Regions from separate parts of the Homo sapiens genome. Here region 2 is linked to region 1. Evidence: chromatin contacts called from ENCODE Hi-C or POLR2A ChIA-PET data. All regions are on one chromosome and are shown on one strand. Each heading gives the region's core, a stretch centred on a gene start or an enhancer-like site at or near the end of the contact. The rest is flanking DNA. Distances are from core to core; before and after follow the strand shown.

Evidence for each region. Hi-C counts contacts between places; a loop is a spot of excess contacts on that map. ChIA-PET counts read pairs that join two places held with the same protein, here RNA polymerase II (POLR2A). Pooled maps may share reads with other maps.
Region 2: a map with no recorded cell type shows a loop between it and region 1 (8-fold over the local background). The contact joins two enhancer-like sites. A Hi-C loop is called at or near these places in 1 of 168 maps with a recorded cell type or tissue (HepG2), 1 of 37 single-sample maps with no recorded cell type and 5 of 50 pooled maps. POLR2A ChIA-PET finds 5 or more read pairs at or near these places in 6 of 52 experiments (Caco-2, H1, HepG2 and 2 more).

The regions. Positions count from the first base shown.
Region 1 is chr5:16,723,880-16,729,490 of GRCh38, forward strand. All of the region lies in intron 19 of MYO10 (myosin X), which reads right to left. Among named protein-coding and RNA genes, the nearest start is that of RETREG1, 110 kb to the left of the region's middle. Within about 2 kb of position 2,897, at least 3 of the 41 ENCODE cell types and tissues checked have a DNase peak (open chromatin) inside an H3K27ac peak, as active enhancers do.
Region 2 is chr5:16,783,696-16,789,965 of GRCh38, forward strand. All of the region lies in intron 4 of MYO10 (myosin X), which reads right to left. Among named protein-coding and RNA genes, the nearest start is that of MYO10, 150 kb to the right of the region's middle. Within about 2 kb of position 1,581, at least 2 of the 41 ENCODE cell types and tissues checked have a DNase peak (open chromatin) inside an H3K27ac peak, as active enhancers do.

The DNA of each region.
Region 1 (5,611 bases), core at 1,647-4,146:
ATTATATGACATCCAGAAAGAGACAAAACTTCAGAGACAGTAGAACAATCAGTGGTTGCCAGGGGTCGGGGGAAGGATGAAGAACTAAAGCACAGAGGAATTTTAGGGAAGTGACACTATTCTGTGTGATACTGTAATGGTGGATACATGACATCATGCATTTGTCAAAACTCGCGGAACTTTAGAGCACTAGAATAAACCTTTGGGGAAACCAAGAAATAATGTAGATTGTCACAAGAGAATCTAAATGAATCGACCTCACTAAACAGGGTGAGGGAAAAGACGCTGACTTAAATAACGCTGGAAACATATAGAGTCTATAAGACTAAAAGCATAAAGAACTGCATTTCAGCTCTGTACTATAGTTGATAAAGTTGTTTTCCCCAGGGGTATGGAGTCACAACTCTGGATACTACTGTACATGTACACTGGAATTAAACAAAAAAATGAATGGCAGATGATGGGAGCCAGGTTTCTTACTGTTGGAGCGAGAATTTTGCAAGAAAACCTAAACAAAACCCATTCTGTCCAACTGGATTTGATTTACTGTCATGAAAACAGCACAGAAAATCTCAGGGTCCTGACACTAGTTCAAATATGACTCTAAAGGAAGCCAGCATAAGGTCCAAGTAGCCCTCACAATGTGTTTCTAGAGAACATGCCCAAAACGCAGCTCGATACCCAGTTATTTTTTTTTAATGACTCACATGACACGACTGGAATGTGTTTCTATGGGGGTTCCACTGCAAGACGTCATGAAGTAACTCTTCAGTATAGTGTTTAATGAGGAGGGATGCAAAAGAAATTGGGAGATTACAGCCATCTCTTTTTCCCCACTAACTAATTTGTTGTTGTTAAATGAAAAAATAATACACGCAAAGGATCTGGGTGTATATATGCATATATAATACATACACATACATACATATACAAAAAAGCATCTGCCATAAAAACCCCACAGCTCTCCTGAGGAAGACCATTCGTACTAGTTTCCTGTGTCTCCTTCAGGCACAGTCAATGCATGTATAAACACAGTATGCATGTGTGTGTATATGCACGCTCACGTGTGTGCAGATAAATACACGCACTGCTTTTTTAAAAATGCAAATAAAAGTGTTCCACATTTTGCTTCTCTTACCTAACAGAATCTTAGAGACAGTTAACCTGTCAGGATATACAGTTCTCTCACCTTCTTCTTCTTTTTTTTTTTTTTTTTTTTTTTTTTGAGACAGAGTCTTCCTCTGTCATCCAGGCTGGAGTGCAGCGGCATGATCTCAGCTCACTGCAACCTCAGCCTCCCGGGTTCAAGCGATTCTCCTGCCTTAGTCTCCTGAGTAGCTAGGATTACAGACATGCATCACCATGCCTAGCTAATTTTGCTAATTTTTGTATTTCTAGTAGAGACGGGGTTTCACCATGTTGGCCAGGCTGGTTTCGAACTCCTGACCTTGTGATCTGCCTGCCTCGCCCTCCCAAAATGCTGGGATTATAGGGGCGAGCCACTGTGCCCAGCCAAAATACTACATCTTAAATTGAAAATCGAGTAATAAAAATAGCAACTACCCAGCCCTTGAACAGGAGCTATGTTTCTACCATTGAACTGAGCACTTTACATGTGCCCACTTAATCTTTACAACTACTCTATGAATTAAATCAGTCCATGATGATAAAATTAAGTGTGTGATATACATTTTTAAAAAAGCAATCGTGTGGGAAATGCTCTCAGCTAATATTTCCACAACACTCTACAATTTCCAAAGTACTTTACCTACAATTTGCTCTATCACCCTGTGAGGTGGGTAGGGCAGCCATTAATTAGCATTTTCATTAAATAGGGTCAAAGAATGTTGTGTGACCTGAGTCATATCATACAGCAATTACCAGGCCAGAGAAGCAACAGGTACCCCCTTTTTTTTTTTTTTTTGTGAGGCGGAGTCTAGCTCTGTCACCCATGCTGGAGTGCAGTGGCGTGATCTTGGCTCACTGCAGCCTCCACTTCCTGGGTTCAAGCGAATCTCCTGCCTCAGCCTCCCAAGTAGCTAGGATTATAGGCGCACGCTGCCACGCCAGGCTAATTTTTGTATTTTCAGTAGAGACAGATGACCATGTTGGCCAGGCTGGTCTCAAACTTCTGACCTCAAGGTGATCCACCCGCCTCAGCCTCCCAAAGTGCTGGGATTACAGGTGTAAGCCACCGTGCCCAGCCCACTCAAGTCTTTTAACATTAAATCCTTGCAGATCATGCCAGATCTCCCCTAGAGTGCAGTAGCACATCTGCTGACTGACAAGTTTACGTCCAAAGTGATACCATATTAGTGGCCACTATGGTCATCTGTGGACGATCATCAAGTCAGCATGGTTCCATTCTGGCACATAGGTTGGTTTGTATGTATGGATCTCTATGGTGGTGGTGGTGATGGTGGTAACAGCAGTACTAACACCACTAGTAGTAACAGTACAAGTAGTACTTCCAGCAGCAACATTAGTGGCAGAGGAATAACAAAAGCTATCATGTACCAAGGGCTTACTGTGTCAGCTTTCATTTAATTTTAGCAACTCTATGAGGTAGATATTATTGTCATCCCCATTCTACAGATGCATAACCTGAAGTGCAGGGTGGTTAATTAACTGTCTAGGGTCACAAGGCTCATGCTTAATTAACACAGCTGAGCTTCAAATCCAGGCATCGTGACAGCCAAGCCAGCACTAAGCACCACTAGCTATGCGGCTCTTCCTGAAAGGTGCAAATTCAGGAAAGGGGGAGTTCCTGTAGTTCCAACGTATTCATTATTTAACAATGGAGTATACTTCCTGGTACATATTTCCTGAATATTTCTGAATGAAATTTATCACAATAGCTATCTTGGTAGCAGCCCAAAATAGAAATCAACTTCTGAGCATTAAAACCCACGAGATGATACATTTAGTTAGAGTGAGGGCTTGTAAACCACAGCCTGCCAGCCATATCCGGCCTGCCACCTGTTCTTGTAAATAAAGTTTTATTGGAACACAGCCACACATTGTCTGTGACCACTTCCACAATACAATAGCAAAGCCTAAAATACTTACTATCTTGCCAGTTACAGAAGTTTACTAATCTCTTGAGTTAGAGAATAAAAGCTAGACAAACAGGGTGCTCAACTGGTGCAAATTGAGTTGTGCTCTAGAGATAATTACACACCAGATTTCAAAAACTTAGTATGAAAAAATAAAGTATCTCATTAATCATTTTGAAATTTATTACATGTTGAAAGGATAACATTTTGGATATAGTAAAAAAAATATGTTGTTAAAACTGCTTTCACAAAAAAAACAATTTTTTTTTACACTTCTAAATGTGGCTACTAGAAAACCTAAATTAGACATGGTGCTCACATTCTATTCCTATTGAACAGTGTTATTCTAAAAAGTTAGGGCTTCTGGTTTATAAGGACTTGGAGAGTAAAACAACAAGGCTTAAAATTCTAATTTGATTACAATTTTGTTTGATACCTGCAGCATGTTTTGTATAAATACACTGTCAGACTATTTTGATATAAGGCTTGCATGTTTAGAGACTAACACATATTCCTTTTCATAACATTACCCATTTTTCAAAGATAAAAAACAATGCTCATGCAAATACTGTGAAATAAAGGCCCCATGAAGGGTTCTCACGAGGCTAATGACTCTGAACAAATAAATCAAACACGAAGAATTTCCATTAACATCAAATAAAGTGTCAAATAATCTTTCAAGATCAAGACAATGATTCTCAAACAACATATAACTAACTACTTTCCCTAACAAATTTATATTTAGTTTTCAGGGATCCCCCAAAAGATTCCTAGGACATTAACTTTGATTTTTGTTTTTTAAAACAAACTGTTGAAGCCAGCATCTTCCTTGCCTATGGGGATGCTGAAACAGAGCCAGCGCTGAGGACAGAGCTGTAATAAAGCTGGATTAAACAAGATAAAACTGGGGCACATACACTCCGATCCTTCCCCCCAGCCCAAAAAAAAAAAAAAAAAAACTAGCAAAGAAATGCCTGGAAAAGCTATGCCTAACAGCTCTCCAGTGTTTAGTACAAGCCCTTTCTCTTTAATTATGTCCATGGGACATTCACTCATTTGAATCTTGGCTGCCTCTGTGCCTGGTCACATACTTGTTTCCAAAACACACAAGTGGCCTGAAAATCACGTGTTGAGCGTGTGATTGAATGCTTCCTTGAGCTCTAGGAACATAGGCCGCCCTCCGCCATGGCTTCTTCCTTCCATTCTGGTTTCTGCCTCCTGGCTTCCTGCCTTTCACAGCCCTGCACCTGCCGCTCCAACTTCCTCTCTCTCAATGGCCCTGCGTGTGCATGGACTACTGCACACGGCCAGGGTCGCTTGTCTCCTCTCCTGCACACTGGACAGATTTCTCAACTCTGCCTCCTTCTGCGGGCTGCCCTCTGGGGAAACCCTGTAGGCAGATCCCAAACTTCAGGCCACACACCAGCTTGCACACCAACTCCTTGGGGATGAGGTACCTGGGGACTTTCTTTTGGCTCCCACCCCTCCAGCTCTTTGGGAAGATAGAAAGCAGAACTGCCTTTTGCTGCAAAAAGGGAACCCCTGGATCGCCAAAACTAGAGCTTTTTAATTTTCAACACTGAAAAAAAAAAAAGCTACATATAGTCTCCTTCCTGAATTAAAAGTTAAACGGCATATAATGACACCTAATATTTAAATATGAATTACCATGTACCAAGGCTTTCCATGAGTCTAATTGAATATCCAAGAGCCAGTGGGCAAGACAAGACTATTATTCCATTATATACCTGGAGACCCTGATCCAAGTGGAGTGGCTTGCTCAAGGTCACACGACTACTGTGCACTAGGACCTGTGTCTAGTTCTGTGCCCTTCGTCCTCGTGGGAAAACCAGAAGAGCGTGACTCCAAGTGTGGCCTGGGACGGCTGCCTGTCCATGGCAAGATGGCCACCAAAGGTGAGAATAAGCATTTAGGAACTCTTACAGCGATCTGATGTGGCTGCATCGTTTTTACTGTATTTTTTTACTGTATTTTTCTTTTCTTTTCTTTTAAGCAGCAGCAAGAAGGGGACCCTTTTCTTTTCTTTTAAGCACAGCGTGGAAGGGGACCCGAGTGGGTTGCCGATTTTTACTGTATTTTTCAAATGCACCAGTCCTCAATGAATTGGCAATGAAAAACAAAACACTGCTCTTTTGACTCTTTGAGATGCATTGTTCTAGAAGGTACTAAGGTCAATTTTGAGTTAAAGCTCCTAAGATATTTATTTGTATTGGTGTATATAAAAATCCACTGTTATTACAATATTATTCTGTAATTTTGCATGACGTACTAAACTTTCTCTTCCTATAGTTTAACATCAAGTCAGACTCAATGGATAAGAAAGTGTCCTTATTTAAATTCTTCTTCAAAACTACCACAAGTCTAAAACGTGGATTCAGAAAATCTGATATTACATCTATTAAAAGTTACCTAAATTGTACAACGATAAAATCCAAATATTTTTGTATTTCTCTCTACCTTCACCCCTTCCACTCTTCATCTAAAGTTGTATTTTCTATTTTTTTTTTTTTTTTGAGACGGAGTCTCACTGTGTC
Region 2 (6,270 bases), core at 331-2,830, 58 kb after region 1:
AATAGAACTACCTTTTCCTAAGGAAAGGTCATAAGATGTATGGTGCCTCACAGGGAAGGTAAGCTCTGGGAAAGAGGGATCTTCATTTTGTTCACTAGTTCATCCCAAACACCTCCACTGTGTAAACGTTTGGTTAAATGCATGAGCTCACTAACATGATCTTTCTGAGAAACTTAAAGCAGGTACACATGAATAAAAATGCAATCATTCATGAGTAATACTGAGGGGACAAGGCAATGAACCTGCGGGTACACAACCCACACTAACTCATGTTATTCCCACAATAATCCCATGAGGGAAGCATGGCTGAGTGTCCGAGTTGGACTCTTAATGCCAGCTCGGCCTGATCCAAAGTCCTGCCAAGGTCACGTGTTAGTGATAGTTAAGGACAAGTGAACAAAAAATCCAGAGGGAAGGGAGGCAAAGGACAGAAGTAAATAAGGGATGAGTTATGCCTTAAAAGACCAGCAAACATGAGTCAGGCCAAGAAAGCACAGAAACCACAGAAGCTGGGAAAGATTCTTATGGGAGAATGAGATCCAGGTCTGGTTAGGTCAGCTGGGCTGAGACGAAAGGCGGCAGAGAAGATGAGCTGAGGTTCAGCTGGATGCTTCAGAGGCAAGTGCAGGAGCTGGAGGGTGGTGATGACCTCATCAAGGCCACCTGTAGGAAACGCAGCTCTGGAGGAAAAGCTCTAGAAGGACCGAAGGGTCCCTCGGGAGACCAGCTGCTGCCGTTGTTTAGGCCCGCGGTGGCCAGGTCCCAAACACAGTTAACAAGGCTGGAGACGGAGAGGAAGATACGGACATGAGAGAGACTTGAACGGAGAAACCCCATCCATCTGGCATATGGCACCATGCTTGGTGTTGTGCAGAGAACAGAAGTAGCAAAGAGGCTGGAAACTTACAAGAAAGGTAAACTGAAGGGATAAGCAAGAGCACAGCCATACAAACGCCATCACGAGGCAGCACGCTGACAACCGCTGAATGGTGGGATGGGCAGATGAGCCCCTTTTGCGTTCTAAAGAGAAGTCCTGTGGAGTACCAAGAGCTGGGACGTTATCAAGAAAGAGGAATTTTGCTAAAAATGTGAATCAATTGCATGTAATAAAAGAGAAGAAATGACTCAGAGATGACGCCAACATGCCGGGCTGGGTGCAGGGGTCCCAGGGATCTCCACTGGTCTAGACAACCACAGTCCTTTCACCTGCTCTGCTAGCGACAGGCCTGGGCAGGGGCCAGTGTCACGATTCCACAAAGACATAATGTCGTAATGTCAAGGGTACTGTGGGCTCCTAGGGGAGGTTTGCGCGCACACACACGACACTGGGCGGAAATGTCCCTTTTGCGGCAGACAACAAAGATCTGACGATCTAAACCTGTCTTGAAATCATAAAGCAAAAGCCAAGAAAATCAGAGGCAAGCCCAGCCGGGGCGGGGGCTGAATCCACATCCCTGAAACTGCCCTGCCTCATGTAGTCTGAAATAGTAAAAGGCAGCATAAATTAGGCCACCTTTAGTTGGGGTTTCCCTTACCAGCCACCAGAATCTTCCCAGTACAGAGCTTAGCATACATTGAATAACTGGCATCTGCTCGGCCCAGTGCCTGGCACGGGGGAGGCATTCAACAACAGTGCACAGAATGACTCACAGAAACCAAGAGAGACAGTTTCAAGGAACGATTTAAATCATCTTCCATATTTAAAACATATCTATATTGACGCGACAGCTGTTGGTGGCTGAGTTATTAAAACAAAAACTAGAAGGTTAAGTTGTCTAGTGAAAATGGTGAGGCCGAAACAATGTTATGTGTTCCTCAACCTACCTCTTTATCCTCGGGCACACAGAAGCCGAAAACATTTAGACTCCCTTGCAGTAAAAACAGCAGGCAGAGGCCGGGCACTGTGGCTTGCGCCTGTAATCCCAGCACCATGGGAGGCTGAGGCGGGTGGATTACTTGAGGTCAGAAGTTTGAGACCAGCCTGGCTAACATGGTGAAACCCTGTCTCTACTCAAAATACAAAAATTAGCCGGGCGTGGTGGCGCACGTCTGTAATCCCAGCTACATGGGAGGCTGAGGCAGAAGAATCACTTGAACCTGGGAGGTGGAGGTTGCAGTGAATGGAGATCACACCACTGCATTCCAGCCTGGGCAACAGAGCCAGACTCCATCTCAAAAAAATAATTAAAAAAAACAAAAAAACAAAAAACCCGGCAGGCAGGCAGTAACAAGGGGACCAAGTGTAGCCAGTTGAACAACTGAGCCATGGGGCTATCAGCCACTTCTATGCCTGGTAGCTAAAAACCCCCTTCACAGTCCTCTGGGCTCCACCTTCCGCTTGCCACCTAAGTGTCCTCAGAGATGGTACATCTCCCAAGCAAAGAAGCCTACAGAGTAGACTCGAGTCCCTCCCCTACCCACCAGGGGCCGGAGAGGAGCAAGAAATAGACCATCCCTGTGTTACACCCCTAAGATTTGATGGCTGTCTGTCATAGCAGCCAGCCTACCTTGGCTCACCGAATATGGCAAAAATACAATTATGGAGAAGATACGATACTCTTCAAACTCTACAGCAGAGGCTTGGTCAAAGAAAGAAAACCCAGGATTCTCGTCGTCATAAAGATGCTTCAAGAGTGTATGACACATTGAGAAAAAATACGGCTGGAAATGGACCAAGTCATGGATATCAATCTCTGTCAATCTCTTATACAGGTGGAAGATCTCCTATCTGAAATGCTGGGGACGAGAAGTGTTTCTGATTTCAGATTCTGGATTTTGAGAATATCTGCATTACACCAACTGAGTAACCCTAAATCTGAAAATATGAAATCTGAAATGGTCAAGAATCTGAAACTTTTTTTTAGTGCCAACATGACATTCAATAGAAATGTTCTTTGGGGTTCTTTGGGGCAAATTTTCACATGAGGGATGCTCGACCAGTATAATGCAAAGATTCCAAAATCCAAAAACATTGGAAAAAACCTGAAAGCTGAAATATGCCTAGCCCAAAGCATTTTGGATAAGGGATACTCAAGCTGTGCAAGTAAAACTTGGAAAAACCCTCAGATTTGCACAGAGCTCTACGGTGGTGGCTCTCAACCCTGGCTGCATATTAGAATCACCTAATAGGTCCCTCGTCCAAACCTGTGGGTGTAGAACTCTGTCATTTTTATTTAAAAAAAAAAATTTTTGGCCGGGGGCAGTAGCTCACATCTGTAATCCTACCACTTTGGGAGGCCAAGACAGGGAGATCACTTAAGGTCAGGAGTTCGAGGCCAGCCTGGCGAACATGGTGAAACCCCGTCTCTACTAAAAATACAAAAATTAGCCAGGCATGGTAGCGGGTGCCTGTAGTTCCAGCTACTCAGGAGGCTGAGGCAGGAGAATCACTTGAATCCGGGAGGCGGAGGTTGCAGTGAGCAGAGATTGCATCACTGCACTCTAGCCTGGGTGACAGAGCGAGACCCAAGACCCTGTCTCTCTTTTTTTTTGAATGATTCTACTATGAAGCCAGGTTGAAGAACTGCTACTCTGGAAAGCAGCCTCACATAATTCAGATAGGACTCTACCAGGAGGTAAGTGGTGTCTACTCATATATTGGGCTGTGGAAGTGTTTTACAAACAACAGGGCAAAGAAGAAATATAATTAAATAACTCACAAACTGCTAAAACCCAGAAATATGCCAGATGTCCCGAGATACTAATGTCAAGGTCACAGACTCTGCAGGTAGTACATTTCTGTCTAACCCGTCTCCTCCTCCTCCAGCCTGCAGTTCCACTTGGTCCTCATTAGCCCAAGGCAATTACAGTTCTATGCCTTGTGCCAGCAGGCCAGCCAACACAAACACAGGCTTTGGCAAAAATGTGTGCATTCAGATTAACCAAAAGGAGCTTATATTGTTTTGTTTTGCTTTAAAAAAAAAAAAAAAAAAAAAAAAACTTTCTAACTATAATAATGAAAATGTGAAAACAAACCCAAAGCACTGATGGGGGGCCACAGGCTGTATTAAAAATTGTGAGAATTTTTTGTAAGCACAATGGAAAGTCACAAGACAGTTCCTAAGCAGGAGAGTGTCATGATCAGATTTAAGCTTCTAAAGGATCGTTCTTTTGTGTGTGTGTGTGTGAGTTTCGCTCTGTCTCCCAGGCTGGAGTGCAGTGGCGCAATCTTGGCTCACTGCAACCACCACCTCCCCAGGTTCAAGCGATTCTCCTGCCTCCCGAGTAGCTGGGATTACAGGCGCCTGCCACCACGCCCAGCTAATTTTTGTAATTTTTAGTAGAGACGGAGTTTCACCATGTTGGCCAGGCTGGTCTCGAACTTCTGACCTCAGGTGATCTACCCGCCTCGGCCTCCCAAAGTGCTGGCATTACAGGCATGAGCCACCAGGCCCCAAAGAATCATTCTGACTGTTGCGTGGAGAATGGACAGAAAGGAGGCAAGAGAAGAATCAGGGAGACCAAAAAGGTGATGCGGGAAGGGCCGCGGGGGCAGCAGAGATGAAGTGAGAGGCCCAAGAAAGACTGGAGGGAAAGGGACAGGATTGCTGAGGGGCCTGGCCAGGGGGTGGGCAGCAAGTGACAGGGAGGCATCAGGGATGACTCCTGGGGCCCCTGAGTGTTTGCTGGCGTGATGATTCAGGAATTGGTACCACCAGGTTTGTGCATTTGTCAAAACTCATCAAACTGGATGCTTATGACTGGCATACTTTACCGTGTGTAAGTTTACCTTAATTTGGTGGCGGCGGGGAAGAATCACTTCCAGATCTCAGGCTTGGGACAGGGTAGGATGGAGAGGCTACTGGCTGAGAATAGGAGGCACAAGAGGAGGGACAAGTTTCTGGGAGAAGATGATACTGACTTTAGAACATGCCACCCCTGAGACATCTCAGTGATGACACCTAAGGGGCACTGGGACTTAAGTCTGGGACTCAAATGAGAAGTTGAGGGTGTATAAACTTGGAGAGTCCTGCAGACTCAGAGAAGAAAACGCAGGTGGGTGAGAAGACAGCAGATGAAAAATGACTGAGAAGCTGAGGAGTGGCCGTGGAGAGCCAGGAAGAAATATAGGATGGGGCGCCATGGTGGGGGGCGTGGGGGCAGCTTGCTGAGACGAAGGAGTAGTTGAATGAGGCTGTGGAACCAAACGAGCATCTTTTGTATTTTTTTCCAAGATGGAACATACTAAAAGATTTTGAATAACGTCAACAATCCAGTTGAGAGAGAGGTCAAAGAATCCAGGGCAAGGAGGCTCAGAGATGCAGCAATGTCCTCGGGTGAGCAGAGAGGAGGGATCCATGACACACCTGAAGGAAAAGGAATCTGATACGAGCAGGGCCTTTGGTGCACAGGACACGCTAGCCTCCCAGCAGCACACATCAAGGCTGGCAGTTTTCTAGATCCAGCCCATGTGTCAGCAAACAATGGTCCTCAACTCTGACCTGCTGCCTGTTTTTATAAATAAAGTTTTATTGGAACACAGTGCAGGCTGTGCGTTGCATACTGAGTGCTTTCACACTACAAGGGCAGAGTTGATTAGTTGCAACAGAGGTGCTTTCGCCCACAAAGCCTAAAATATACACTCTTTGGCTCTTTACACAAAACTTTTTGCTGCCATCTATAACACTACTTAGAAATCAATTCCCTTGATCCACATGATTTTCTCAAAATATAAATCGGATCATTCCTTCAATTGTTAGATGAACTTGGGAAACTTCTCTACTGCCTAAAAGATTAACTCCAAAGGTCTTAGCAAGCCAAACAAAGCCCTTTTGTTTGGAAGCTGTACCAGAAAGTAGGATTCTGTTCTGGAAATACAGACTTCACTCATGCCTGTAATCTTAGCACTTTGGGAGGCTGAGGCAGGCAGATCATTTGAGGTCAGGAGTTGGAGACCAGCCTGACCAACATGGTGAAACCTCATATCGTAAAAATACGATAAAAAAAAGTTAGCCAGCCATGATGGTGCACGCCTGTAACCCCAGCTACCTGGGAGGCTGAAGCAGGAGAATTGCTTGAACTTGGGAGGAGGAGCCGAGATTGTGCCACCGCACTCCAGCATGGGCAACAGAGCAAGACTCTATCTCAAAAAACAAACAAAAAACAGAAATACAGACTTCACAGGCAGAGAGACTGAAGTTCAAATCCTATGTTTGTTGCCAATAGCTAAAGTTTCTTCAGCAAGCCAACCAAACAGTTCTGGGCCTCGGCTTCCCTACAGAAAATGCCTCTTGGGCCCCTCTGAGGAATACACAAGAATAAGTCTTCTCG